3 separate regions of the Homo sapiens genome follow, and all the other regions are linked to region 1. Evidence: read pairs that join two places in POLR2A ChIA-PET (ENCODE). Cell type or tissue: endothelial cell of umbilical vein. All regions are shown on one strand. Region 1 overlaps SRPX2 (sushi repeat containing protein X-linked 2). Region 2 overlaps TAF7L (TATA-box binding protein associated factor 7 like). Region 3 has its middle 26 kb from the start of CSTF2.

The links. ChIA-PET counts read pairs that join two places held together with the same protein. Peaks named below come from ENCODE experiments on the same cell type or tissue, not always from the same donor. Only the 100,000 strongest peaks of a DNase experiment are listed, where the experiment ranks them.
Region 2: POLR2A ChIA-PET joins it to region 1 with 6 read pairs; 3 of 35 experiments call an interaction of 5 or more read pairs at or near these places.
Region 3: POLR2A ChIA-PET joins it to region 1 with 7 read pairs; 3 of 35 experiments call an interaction of 5 or more read pairs at or near these places.

Annotation. Positions count from the first base shown.
Region 1 is chrX:100,669,406-100,673,405 of GRCh38, reverse strand. It overlaps SRPX2 (sushi repeat containing protein X-linked 2), which reads right to left. Exons shown (of 11, transcript NM_014467.3): 11 at 1-2,599. The coding sequence ends at 2,419. Among named protein-coding and RNA genes, the nearest start is that of SRPX2, 27 kb to the right of the region's middle. In endothelial cell of umbilical vein, a CTCF peak has its summit at 2,106 (motif pointing left); a DNase peak (open chromatin) is centred at 2,045; H3K27ac peaks cover 2,345 bases.
Region 2 is chrX:101,280,990-101,284,989 of GRCh38, reverse strand. TAF7L (TATA-box binding protein associated factor 7 like) reads left to right here. Exons shown (of 13, transcript NM_001168474.2): 4 at 1,407-1,540; 5 at 2,537-2,663; 6 at 3,215-3,270. Among named protein-coding and RNA genes, the nearest start is that of TAF7L, 8.3 kb to the left of the region's middle. In endothelial cell of umbilical vein, no CTCF peak of the experiment used is centred here; no DNase peak of the experiment used is centred here.
Region 3 is chrX:100,792,784-100,796,783 of GRCh38, reverse strand. No RefSeq gene overlaps it. Among named protein-coding and RNA genes, the nearest start is that of CSTF2, 26 kb to the left of the region's middle. In endothelial cell of umbilical vein, no CTCF peak of the experiment used is centred here; no DNase peak of the experiment used is centred here.

The sequences.
Region 1 (4,000 bases):
TGGGATTTCTCAAATCCTCATCTTCAAAGGACTACAAAGGAGGTTACTGTAAAACTTTACCTAAAGAAAGCAAGACTGACTTGACTATTCAAAATGAAATGAAACAAAAGCTCCTCAGTTGCATATAAATGTTCCTTGAGTCAGGTCCAGGTGGAGCTCTGTTCAGGAGGTAGTAGGCCTCCGCTGTTTGGGCCTTTGACCTGCTAGTATGTCCTGGCTTGCCCCATTTGAAGTGTTAGTGATAAAGACAACGAAGGGCATTCATCTCGCCCAAGGTGCAGTCTTTGCCTTTGGAACCACAGAGCTAGTCTGACCAGAAATTTCCCACATGAACTCATTGTATCTGCCTCTGCCCATAACTTGCCTGCTGCCTCTCACAGTTCCCATATTTCCCTGGAGGGAAGAGGGAGAAGGGACCTTTTTGCTCCAACTTTGAACATTTCCTCCATGTTCCATTCTACCCAGCAACTCCCTAATTTTTTATATTGCATTTTAAAAATGAGATTTCCACTAAAATCCCAGTGGAAGGAGATTCTCTCTGACTCACTGCTCCCCCAATTTGTTCTGGGCTCATGATTTATGTCCCATCACTCCGCTTTCAAGACTGAATTTTCTCAGGTTGAGACCCTTTCATTTCCATTTCCCTCTTTCCTCCTGAGCCCACTCTGAGCCTTGTGTCTGGGTAGGATTATAGAACATGGAAAGTTTCTCCTTGCTTACAGCTTTCAGTTGTCTTTAAATGGAAAGTAGGAAAAGAAGTAGCGTCAGGATGGCATAATGTCTAAGAAGAACATTGCCTCTAGAGCCAGGCTGCTGGTGTTGAAATCCTGACTCTGCCACTTACTAGCTGTCTGATCTTAGGCAAATTACCTAATCTCACTCAGCTTCAATTTCCTCATCTGTAAAATGGGGTTAATAACAGTACCTACCTCATAGGGTTCTTGTGAAGGCTTCGGAGTCAATCAGTAGAGTGTTTAGAACAGCACCTGGCACATAGTGCTTGAGCATTATGAGCTCTGCCTCCCCACCCAGCCTGCTTCCTTCTCCCCTCAAGTCATCCACTGATGACCCCCTGAGTAAAGCTGAAGGAGAGAGGCTGCTGAGTCTTAGCTATGACTCTGGGTTCCATGACTGTATGAAAGAAGGCTCTCAGCAGCAAGGGAGAGAACACTTGTCTTTCAGACACTGGCACACCATTGAGAGGGACTGCAGTCAGAGCAGGGATCTGTGTGTGGCTCCACCTCGAATTTTAGGCCTGGTAAGGCTTGATTTTGTGCTGCTATAGCTCCCACCTGCTCTGTGCTCATCTCTCAAAAGGGGACAAGTATCTGAAGAAGTTAATACATGAGGCTGAGTCTGTTTTTCTTTTCTTTCCCTACGACCTGCAGTGGTGGTTTTGAAGTTTCCTAAGTAACAAGCTGGGGACTCCTCTGAGGAAGGGAGAGAATCGTTTGCCTTCTGCTACAGAAACGGGAGGCCTCAGGAAGAAGGGGTTCTTGCCCGTGAGCCAGCTGGAGGGCCCCAGAGAACATTCTGCTCTGATTGGATACATCTTACCAAGCTCTCTCCCACTGCAGGGTTTTTCTAACAGTGAAGCAATGGTTCAGATAACATTTGCTGCCCAGTGCCCTAGAAGGGGAAATGACAAACAAGTTCAAGAATGTTTTGGGCTGGGCGTGGTGGCTCACGCCTGTAATCCCAGCACTTTGGGAGGCCGAGGCGGGTGGATCGCGAGGTCAGGAGATAGAGACCATCCTGGCTAACATGGTCAAAACCCGTCTCTACTAAAAATACAAAACGTTAGCCGGGTGTGGTGGTGGGCGCCTGTAGTCCCAGCTTCTCGGGAGGCTGAGGCAGGAGAATGGCATGAACCCAGGAGACGGAGCTTGCGGTGAGCCAAGATCGCGCCACTGCACTCCAGCCTGGGCGCAAGGCAAGACTCCGTCTCAAAAAAAAAAAAAAAAGGATGTTTTGTACCCTGCTACCCACCCCTCATCCTGTAAGGAAAATCCAGCTACACTTGCTTAAAGTGTAAGCTGGTTTCTGTTGTGCTCGTGCTGCCCTCTGCTGTCACCTCAGGGTAGAGGAACCAGTTAAAACAGCCAGTTCATCACTGAATTTAGGATTTACTTTTCTGAAAGACTTTGGAGAGCTGGGCAGGGGCCCGGGTTAGGAAAGGAAGAACTTCTACCCCCAACCCACTGCCCAAGGCCTGTCCTCAGTCCCTACCTAGCTTCTAGGGAAACTATTACACAGTCCTAAAAGGATGCCTGGAAACACCGCAGGATTTGTCAAACTCACCCACCTCAGAGTCCTGTCCCTAGAACTGTGGGAAAACATTTCCTCCTTTTATTAGGTCCCAGTTTCAGCTAACTAGAGGAGCTTTTCCCTTGACTTTAACCATGCCCTGGCTCAAGTTCACTCGCATATGTCCCTTTGCTCCCGACGCTGGGTCAACTCCTGATTGCTCAGTAGGTAGTCATCAATGAATGTGAAGATTTCCTCGGGGGTGACAGGTTCCATGTAGCGGTCTCGGTCAATACCCTGCTTGTCAATCAACACCATGTTGAAGTAGGAGCGAGTGAGGCGCTGAAATTGCCTAGAGAGAACAGCCCAGGGAGGTATGAGACCTTGTCTGGGCACCCATCCCCACAGGCTCTACTACCCTCTGACTTTTTGCAGCTCCACTCATGGACTAATTCCTTCCCCACCTCATCCCTGGTCCCCATTCCCTCTACTTCCTGTCTCAAGTCGCTTTGTTTTTCTGTGTTCAGATTCTACTCTTGCTGCCTCTATGCATCTAGTTCTGCTAAGCTGTCCCTTCCTCACCTCAGCTGCAACAACTTTGTTATTAACAGGCGGTGCTTTCATTGTAGGCCCCTTTAAGCAGGGCTATCACATATTGCTGTGCAGGCTGCACAGGGTGACTCCAGGGGCCACCCGCTGCAGAGACTGTGCTGTGTATGCACATCATACATGGCAGCCCTTAGGTTGATAAATACCTTCTGGTTAACTCTTCCATCTGTAGCTGCAAGTCTGCAGTCTCCCTCTGAGGGTTTTCTAGTCTCTTCTCTAACTAGGACTGAATCTTTCTGTCCCCACTGAGACTGTGCCCTAGAGGCAGGTATAGTTTCTCTATCATTTAGAGGCACTGCTCTAAAACAGAGCAGTGATGGCTTTATTGGCCCTGAATATATGTGAAGGCATTAGAAGGGTGATACTGGATAGATAATGAGAAAGACCCACTTCTTCCATCACCTGTCACCTCTAATGTTCTCTTCCCCAGGATTTGATAGATCTTACTCAGATTTCAGTGCTTAAAGATGCCTTTTGCGGCCAGGCATGGTGGCTCATGCCTGTAATCCCAGCAGGTTGGGAGGCGGAGGTGGGCAGATCACCTGAGGTCAGGAGTTTGAGACCAGCCTGGCCAATATGGCGAAACCTGTCTCTACTAAAAATACAAAAATTAGCTGGGTGTGGTGGTGCACACCTGTAATCCCAGCTACTCGGGAGGCTGAGGCAGGAGAATCACTTGAATCTGGGAGGTGGAGGTTTCAGTGAGCTGAAATCGTGCCATTGCACTCCAGCCTGGGCGACAAGAGCAAAACTGTGTCTCAAAAAAAAAAAAAAAAAAAAGATGGCTTTTGCTCCTTTGGAGACTGAAGGCAAAGAGATGAGGCCAGAAAACAAGAGCAGGGGCTTATCTGAGTCAAGTTTGGGTTTACTGTCTCAGCCCTGGCTGTGCTTCAGAGTCCCCTCAGGTGCCTTTGTAAAAGCACATTCCTAAGGTGGTTTAGGATGGGGCCTGGTCATCTGTATTTTAAGCCCTCATTTGATTCTGATGTTCTACCAAAGTAAAGAAACTACTCTCTGGTCTTACCTAATGCATCCATAAGAGTTCAAACGCAAGAAGTGCCGCAAGAGAGTAGTGTCTGATGGTTTCCCCATAGTCCGCTTTTGCCAGTGTCCTGCCTAGGGTTTCTCCCCCCGCCCCAGCCCC
Region 2 (4,000 bases), 610 kb before region 1:
GCTATACTACTCAGCCTTTTAAAAAGAACAAAATTCTGTCATTTGGGACACCATGGATGAATCTAGAGGCCATTTGCACCAAGAGCATGTGTAAATAAATAAGTAAATAAGTAAATAAATAAATAAATGTTTCCACACAAGTTTATCTGCCTAAAAAACACACAACCAAAAATAAATAAATTTTGCTAGTTTTTTTTTTTAATACAGAGAAGCATATAAAGGAGAAAACAAAAAGTGGCTCATAATCTCACCAGTTAGTTAACACTTACTGACATTTTTTAAAAAAGATAATATAAGTTCATAGTTAGAAAATTCAAATAAAACAGGCTGGGTGTGATGGCTCATGCCTGTAATCCCAGCTCTTTGGGAGGCTGAGGCGGGCGGATCACTTGAGGTCAGGAGTTCCAGACCAGCCTGGCCAACATGGCGAAACCCCGTCTCTACTAAAAATGCAAAAATTAGCCGGGCATGGTGGTGCACACCTGTAATCCTAGCTATTTGGGAGGCTGAGGCATGATAATTGCTTGAACCCAGGGGGCGGAGATTGCAGTGAGCAGAGATTATGCCACTGCACTCCAGCCTGGGTGACAGAGTGAGACTCCTTCTCAAAGAAAAATAAAAAAATCAAATGAAAAAGAAAAGTTCGAAAGGAGAAATAAAACTCTTCTTCCTTATGGTGCCCCAACCTCAATACCACAGATAACTGATACTGTTTCTTGTTACTTCCTTATTGACAAAACTCTTATGCATAATACTAGAATTGAAGCAATCTCTCTATTTTTAGAGTTAATTCACACAAAATGATAAACATTGTTTTGTATCTTTCTTTTTTCACATAATACTAGAAGATTATACCTGAATCCTCTTGTGTCAAAAGACATTTATGTTTGGGACATCTGAGCAGCAATATTCAGAGTTTAGTATATGGCTGTTGTATAGAATTTTATCTTTATGAAGCTAATTAGAGATTTAACTTGAGATTTATTAGCACCATTCTAGGGTCAGTCAACCCTTCCCTCACCCAGCCCTTTGAAAACACACATGTACAATGACACGATTGAATGCTTCTAAAAAAAAAAAAAAAGGAATTGGTTTTAATGAATGGAATTTGCTTTTCAGGATGAGAATGAAACATTTATTACTTCACCTATATTTAGTTCACATCCATTAACAAGAAACTTAGCTACTTTTGCACAAGTGACGTAAACTAGGAAAAAAGAGCTCCATATACTTTCCATTTCTTTTCTTTAGGAAGCTATTAATTGTGTACACAATTCTAGCATTATGAGAGATAGTAGGTTTCTTGGAAAGACTAATCTGTCCCACATAAGTCTTCATTATTCAAACCTTAGGAAGTTTAAGAGTTCACTGGGAAGATATCAACTTTAATCTTTACTTCTCTTCAGCTGATGGGCGCCATGCAGTTGTTGAAGTAGAAGATGTCCCACTAGCTGCTAAGCTGGTTGACTTGCCTTGTGTTATTGAAAGCCTGAGAACGCTTGATAAAAAAACCTTTTATAAAACAGCAGACATTTCTCAGGTATGGACTAGTTTTCTTTACTAGCCTCACATCCTTCAAGGAATTCTTTTCTCTTCCTATTTTTCTTTCTTTCAGTACTCCTTTCCACTTGGTGAATGGCTGCTTGGCATTTCTAATTTCCAGATTGACTGCACAGGAATGAAATGTCATGTTCTCGTTTGGTGTTTGATCCTTAGCTTTCAGTATTGTATTTTGACCAAATAGCCTATAGAGAGTCCCATTTGCCACTTATAGTGACTTTTCATTAATTGAAACATATGAGCTGCTGGGATCTTCTGAACTTTGTATTAAAACAGTATGTTGTTAACTCTGGAGGTTTAAATTGGTTCTTATTCATCATCTCTGCTGTTGATTTCTTATTTCCTCTCTAAATCAAAATGCTGAGATAGGCCAGACACAATGGCTCATGCCTATAATCCCTACACTTTGGGAGGCTGAGGTGGGAGGATCACCTGAGCCCAGGAGTTTGAGACCAACCTGGGCAACATAGTGAGACCTCATCTCTACAAAAACAAGATTAGCCAGGTGTGGTGGCACACACCTGTAGTCCCAGCTATTCTAGAGATTGAGGTGGGAGGATCACTTGAGCCCAGGAGGTCGAGGGTGCAGTGAGCCATGATCACGTACCACTGCACTCCAGCCTGTATGACAGAGCAAGACTTTGTCTAAAAACAAAACAAAAAACCTAAGCTAAGTTCCAAGATCTGTTTCCAATATATTCCCTCTGTAGTGGTAAACACTCTCGTGGAAAAAAAAAAACAAAACAAAGCACCTTCAGAGTTCATATGTAGTGCTGCTGGTGGCTGGTGGTGGGGAGGAGAGGGAGAGAGAGAGACTGCAAAAATGAGAGAATATAAATGTACATTACAAAATACTTGGTTTTCTGGAAATGGCAAGTATCAGTCTCTTCTGTGCATTTCTAGTGGTAAGAATGATTATGATTGCTAACCCAAAATTCGTGGTCATAGTCAACTTCTTTGTCTTTGTTAAATGTAGATGCTTGTGTGCACTGCTGATGGTGATATCCACCTTTCTCCAGAAGAACCAGCTGCCTCTACTGATCCTAATATAGTCAGGAAAAAAGAAAGGGGGAGAGAAGAAAAATGTGTCTGGAAGCATGGCAGTAAGTCACCAGCCCCTTGCTCATTCCTGCTGACTAAAATTTATTTGCTGAATCCTAATTCCTTGTGAAACAGGGACGTCTTACCACACTTAGGTGTTTGGTTCATTAGGTTCTCAGATACTCTTTAAGAGGAGTCACGTCAGCTGGGCGCGGTGGCTCACGCTTGTAATCCCAGCACTTTGGGAGGCCGAGGCGGGTGGATCACCTGAGGTCAGGAGTTCGAGACCAGCTTGGCCAACATGGTGAAACTCTGTCTTTACTAAAAATACAAAAATTAGTTGGGTGTGGTGGCGGGCACCTGTAATCCCAGCTACTCGGGAGGCTGAGGCAGGAGAATCGCTTGAACCTAGGAGGAGGTGGTTGCAGTAAGCTGAGCTCGCACCACTGCACTCCAGCCTGGGCAACAGAGTGGGACTCGATCTCAAAAAAAAAAAAAAAAAAGGAGTGATGTCATGACCCTTTGGTTTATAGCATGATCTTTGTCTTTATCAAATTCAGCTATGTGACTACCATCAGTCATATAACGTTTCACTGTGTTGTATTTATTTTAGTTACGCCACCACTTAAGAATGTCAGAAAGAAAAGGTTCCGGAAAACACAAAAAAAGGTTAGTTACATGCTATTTGTGTGTCTGCCGGGCCGATTAGAAGAGGATCATGGGCCAGAAGAAAAGAGAAAAAGTCAGTTGGGAATTAATTTTTAATTCATTTATATGTTCAATAAACATTTATTGAATGTGAACTAAATGCCAGGCACTGTATGCTAGCAGTAGGGAATATAGCAGTGAATAAAAAGACCTGATCCTTGAGGTTATAGGCTAGTCATTTGGGGTCTGGAAGAATCATACATTTGAAACTTCTGTTAATGCTTTCAGTTTTCTATTGCAAGATCTAGTTTTAAAGTGAACCCATCCAGAACCTGAAAATTGGGAATTGTGGTTATATTCCTAATGTTATTTCAGGCTTGTAGAATCTTGGGCAAACTACAGGAGTATTGTGGCTTGGCTTCTTCTTTTGTTTAAAATTAAACATGTTATTTTGAAATAATTGTAAATTCATATACAGTTGTAAGAAATAAAAGAGAGATATCGTGTACCCTTTCGCCATTTTCCCCATTTTGCAAAACTATAGTACAATACCACAAACAGGTAATTGACATGATTAGAATTCTGCAATCTTATTCCAATTTCTCCAGTTTTACTTGTACTCGTGTATTTTTGTGCATGTGTTTAGTTCTATGCAGTTTTATCCCATGTGTAAGTTCATGTATCTGTCTACACAGTCAAAATACAAAACAGTTTCATCACAAGGATCCCTCATTTTGCTTTTATATAACCA
Region 3 (4,000 bases), 120 kb before region 1:
TGGGACAATTTTTTCTAGTAGGATTTTTCCAACTGTCGTGGCTGTTGCTTGCCTGCAGGGAAAAGCTTCAACCCAATGATAAAACATGCAGACCATTACTAAAACATACTTGTAACATTGAGATGATGGCAGCTGGATAAAATCAAGCTGTCATACCTCAAAAGGTCAGCCGGAAGGGGAAAATGACCCTGGGCCCCATGGAGGGGTTTTCCTGGGTTATGTTTGGGACAGATAACACATTGAGAGTAAACTTTTTTGTTTGGTTTTTTGAGATGGAGTTTCGCTCTTGTCGCCCAGGCTAGAGTGCAATGGCGTGATCTCAGCTCACTGCAACCTCTGCCTCCTGGGTTCAGGCGATTCTTCTGCCTCAGCCTCCCAAGAAGCAGGATTACAGGCACGCACCACCATGCCTGGCTAATTTTTGTATTTTTAGTAGATACAGGGTTTTGCCATGTTAGCCAGGCTGGTCTTGAACTCCTGACCTCAGGTGATCTACCTGCCTGGGCCTCCCAAAGTGCTGGGATTACAGGTGTGAGCCATGGTGCCCGGCTGAGAGTAAACTTTTTGTGCCACTGTGAAGGATGGTTTCCAGTAATATTGTTTACACCAGGATATTATTTTATCTGGATTCCAATGGGTTAGATTATGAACATATTTCATAAGGGACACCTGACATTCCATTGGAATAATGGGTTTCTTGGAATGGAATAATTAGGTCCACACCATATTTCAGTTTTGGGAGACAAGTATCCCCCTGCCTGTTTCCAAGTAGATTTCTCTTTTGTAGGAGCTATGCTCTGGGTTTCTTTCAACATGTATTTAAGTGTTTTGGGTTTTATGGCCATTTTCCAACTTGGGGCTGATGGCTTGAATGCTGCTCTTTTAGCTGTGGCTTCAGCAAATTGGTTACCCTGACTTACTGTGGTGTCTAATTTTGAGTGACCTGGGATTTTTTTTTAATTTTATTTATTTATTTTTGAGACGGAGTCTCTCTCTGTTGCCCAGGCTGGAGTGCAGTGGCGCCATCTCGGCTCACTGCAAGCTCTGCCTCCCAGGTTCATGCCATTCTCCTGCCTCAGCCTCCCGAGTAGCTGGGACTACAAGCGCCCACCACCACGCCCGGCTAACTTTTTGTATTTTTAGTAGAGACGGGGTTTGTATTTTTAGTAGAGACGGGGTTTCGCCATGTTAGCCAGGATGGTCTCGATCTCCTGACCTCGTGATCCTCCTGCCTCGGCCTCCCAAAGTGCTGGGATTACAGGCGTGAGCCACTGCGCCTGGCCAACCTGGGATTTTTATAATTGCCAAGCGTTTTGGTGTTAGAACAGCTTCTAACAACTCTGATACTTGTCCATTTTTTATGGGTTGCCCTGAGGGGGTTAAATATCCTCTCTCTTTCCATAACATCCCAGTCATGAGCAACCCCAAAAGCATAGTGGCTGTCAGTGTAAATGTTTGCAGCCTTGTCTTTTGCCAATTGACAAGCTTCGGTCAGGGCAACCAATTTGGTCACTTGAGCTGATCTGGCTTGGGGGAGAGGATTGGCTTCAATTACCTCTAGTAAGGAAACCACAGCATATCCTGCTATAAAATTTCCATCCTCTCCTCTTAAATAAGATCCATCTGTATACCATTCTATCTCAGCATTATCCAGTGGCATCTCTTGTAGGTCTGTCCTGGGGGTGAGAAGTCAGTCATCAAAACACAGTCATGAGGGGGTTTTGTCAGAAGGGCCTGGCAAGAGAGTGGCCAGATTAAGATTATTACAGCAGGAACTAGTAATATTGGGAGATGATAAAAGCAAAATTTCATAAGAGGCTAACCAGTTGACAGACAGGTGTTGTGTATGATGAGAGTTTAGAAGGGTCTCAAGAGAATGTGGCACAAAAATGTTAAGGGGGGAACCTATAATTATTTCTTCAACAGACTTATACGGAAGGGCCGTGGCTGCTATTGCTCTCACATAGGGAGGCAGCCCTTGAGCCACAGGGTCCAGCTGTTGGCTATAATAGCCTATAGGTCTCTGATGATCACCATGTTTCTGGGTCAGTACTCCGGATGCAGTACCTCCAACTTCGTGTATGAAAAGGGAGAAAGGCAATTTGTAGTTCGGGTGCCCTAAGGCTGGGGCATTAGTCAGAATTTCCTTTATTTGTTGTACAGCTGATTGTCCCTCCGGAGTCCACATGATGGGATCAGGTTGTTCATTTTTTAGGTATGTACACTGAAGTTGAGCCATAAGGGAGAAATTTGGTATCCAGTTTCTACAATAGCCTGCCAGGCCCCAAAATACTCTAAGTTGTTTCTTAGTGACGGGCATTGGGAAAGCTAAAATTCCTCACTCTATCAGGGTTAATACTCAGTCCTTTGGCTGAGATAATATGTCCCAAATACTTAACTTCAGGTAAGCATAGCTGAAGTTTGTCTTTAGACATTTGTGTCCCTTGGTGGCTGTTTGAGTAAATATAGACTATCTTCCTGAGAGGAAGAGAGTGTGTCTGAACAAAGGAGAGTAGATGAATGTTGAGCCCTGGGAAAATATTTAATTCTCCAAATCAGCTTCTAATATTTGGGAACACTAAGTGGGACTTTCTGTATACCTTTGGGGCATTATAGTCCACGTATATTGCCATTCTTTCCAAATAAAGACAAACAAATATTGGCTGTCTGGTTCTACAGGAATACTAAAGAAGGCACTGCAGAGATCCACAACTGAGAAATACTGGCTGGTAGTGGATATAGGTGATAGAAGGGTTTGTGGGTTGGGGACTACTGTGTGCCTGAGAATTATGATATTGTTTATTGCCCTCAATTCCTGCACAAATTTCCATCCTCTCCCGCTTAGTTTCTTTACAGGGAATATAGGGCTGTTTCAGGGGATTGTGCAGGGAATAATGAGCCCGTTTCTCAGATAATCTTGTATGACAGGAGCAATTCCATCTATGGCTTCCTTTTGCAGAGGATAGTGTTTAAGGTTGGATAGGGGTTTCTTTGGATTTATCTCTACCTTTATTGGAATGGCTGAGAATACTTTCTCTGTATCTGTATTTGACTGAGACTATAAGTGGGAGGACACATCCTTGAGCAAGTGCTCTGCTTCTGGTGTTAACAGGAAGACTGGGGAAACTAAAAGGAGTTTTACTGTTTCCTGCTCTGTATTCCAATGTTCTCTCTTCTTCCCTAATATTTCCTTCTCTGTCTCTATTTTATTTTCCTGGTCACAAGATGACATTTTAACATTACTAGTACTAAATTGTACGTTGTCAGGACATTTTTAAATATGGTATTTTTGGTCTCCTGGCTCCAATTCTAAAAAAGTTTCACCTTTTGATGAAAAAGAGATATGGGCATTATGGATGTTGAGATCACAGCCCAAAAGTTTGACAGGGGCCCCAGTGCATATTAGAAACATATGGGACCTACTGAGTGTGTCACACTTAGAGCCTGCGACAGGGTAGTGGAACCTGATGAACCCTAAGGTACGGGTTTGGACTTAAAACATGAGATCATTTTATTAGACATACCCACCATGTTCATTCTTTCATTACTCTGAGGAATGGGGTTTCTAAATAAGGTGGGATTTTTCAGAGATAGTCACACCTATGTCAGTTAAGGCAGTTGTAAACTCATGGTTTATTATTATATTAATCTCCCCCAATTGGTTTGTCAGGGTAGAATATTTGGAGAGGTGAAACCCCTGTATTTCCTTGGAGCACCCCTTGTCTTCCTGAGTTGCATTCTGCCTTTTCTTTTGTTTCAGCCTAAGGCAATCCATCATAAGGTGTCTCGGTCATTTACAGTTGTAACAGACTGGGAGGGAAGAGTCCTCAGACCGAGGGAGCTTAAAATCTTTCTGGGGCCGAGAGGCTTGAGAAGTTAATTGCTTTAGCTGTAAATGCATAACTTGGGCAATCTTCTGTTTTTCCTTGTTTTATCATAGTGCGGGATAATTGGTCAGCTAAGTTAACTAGTTCATTAGTTCTGGCTGTGGTCCAATTTG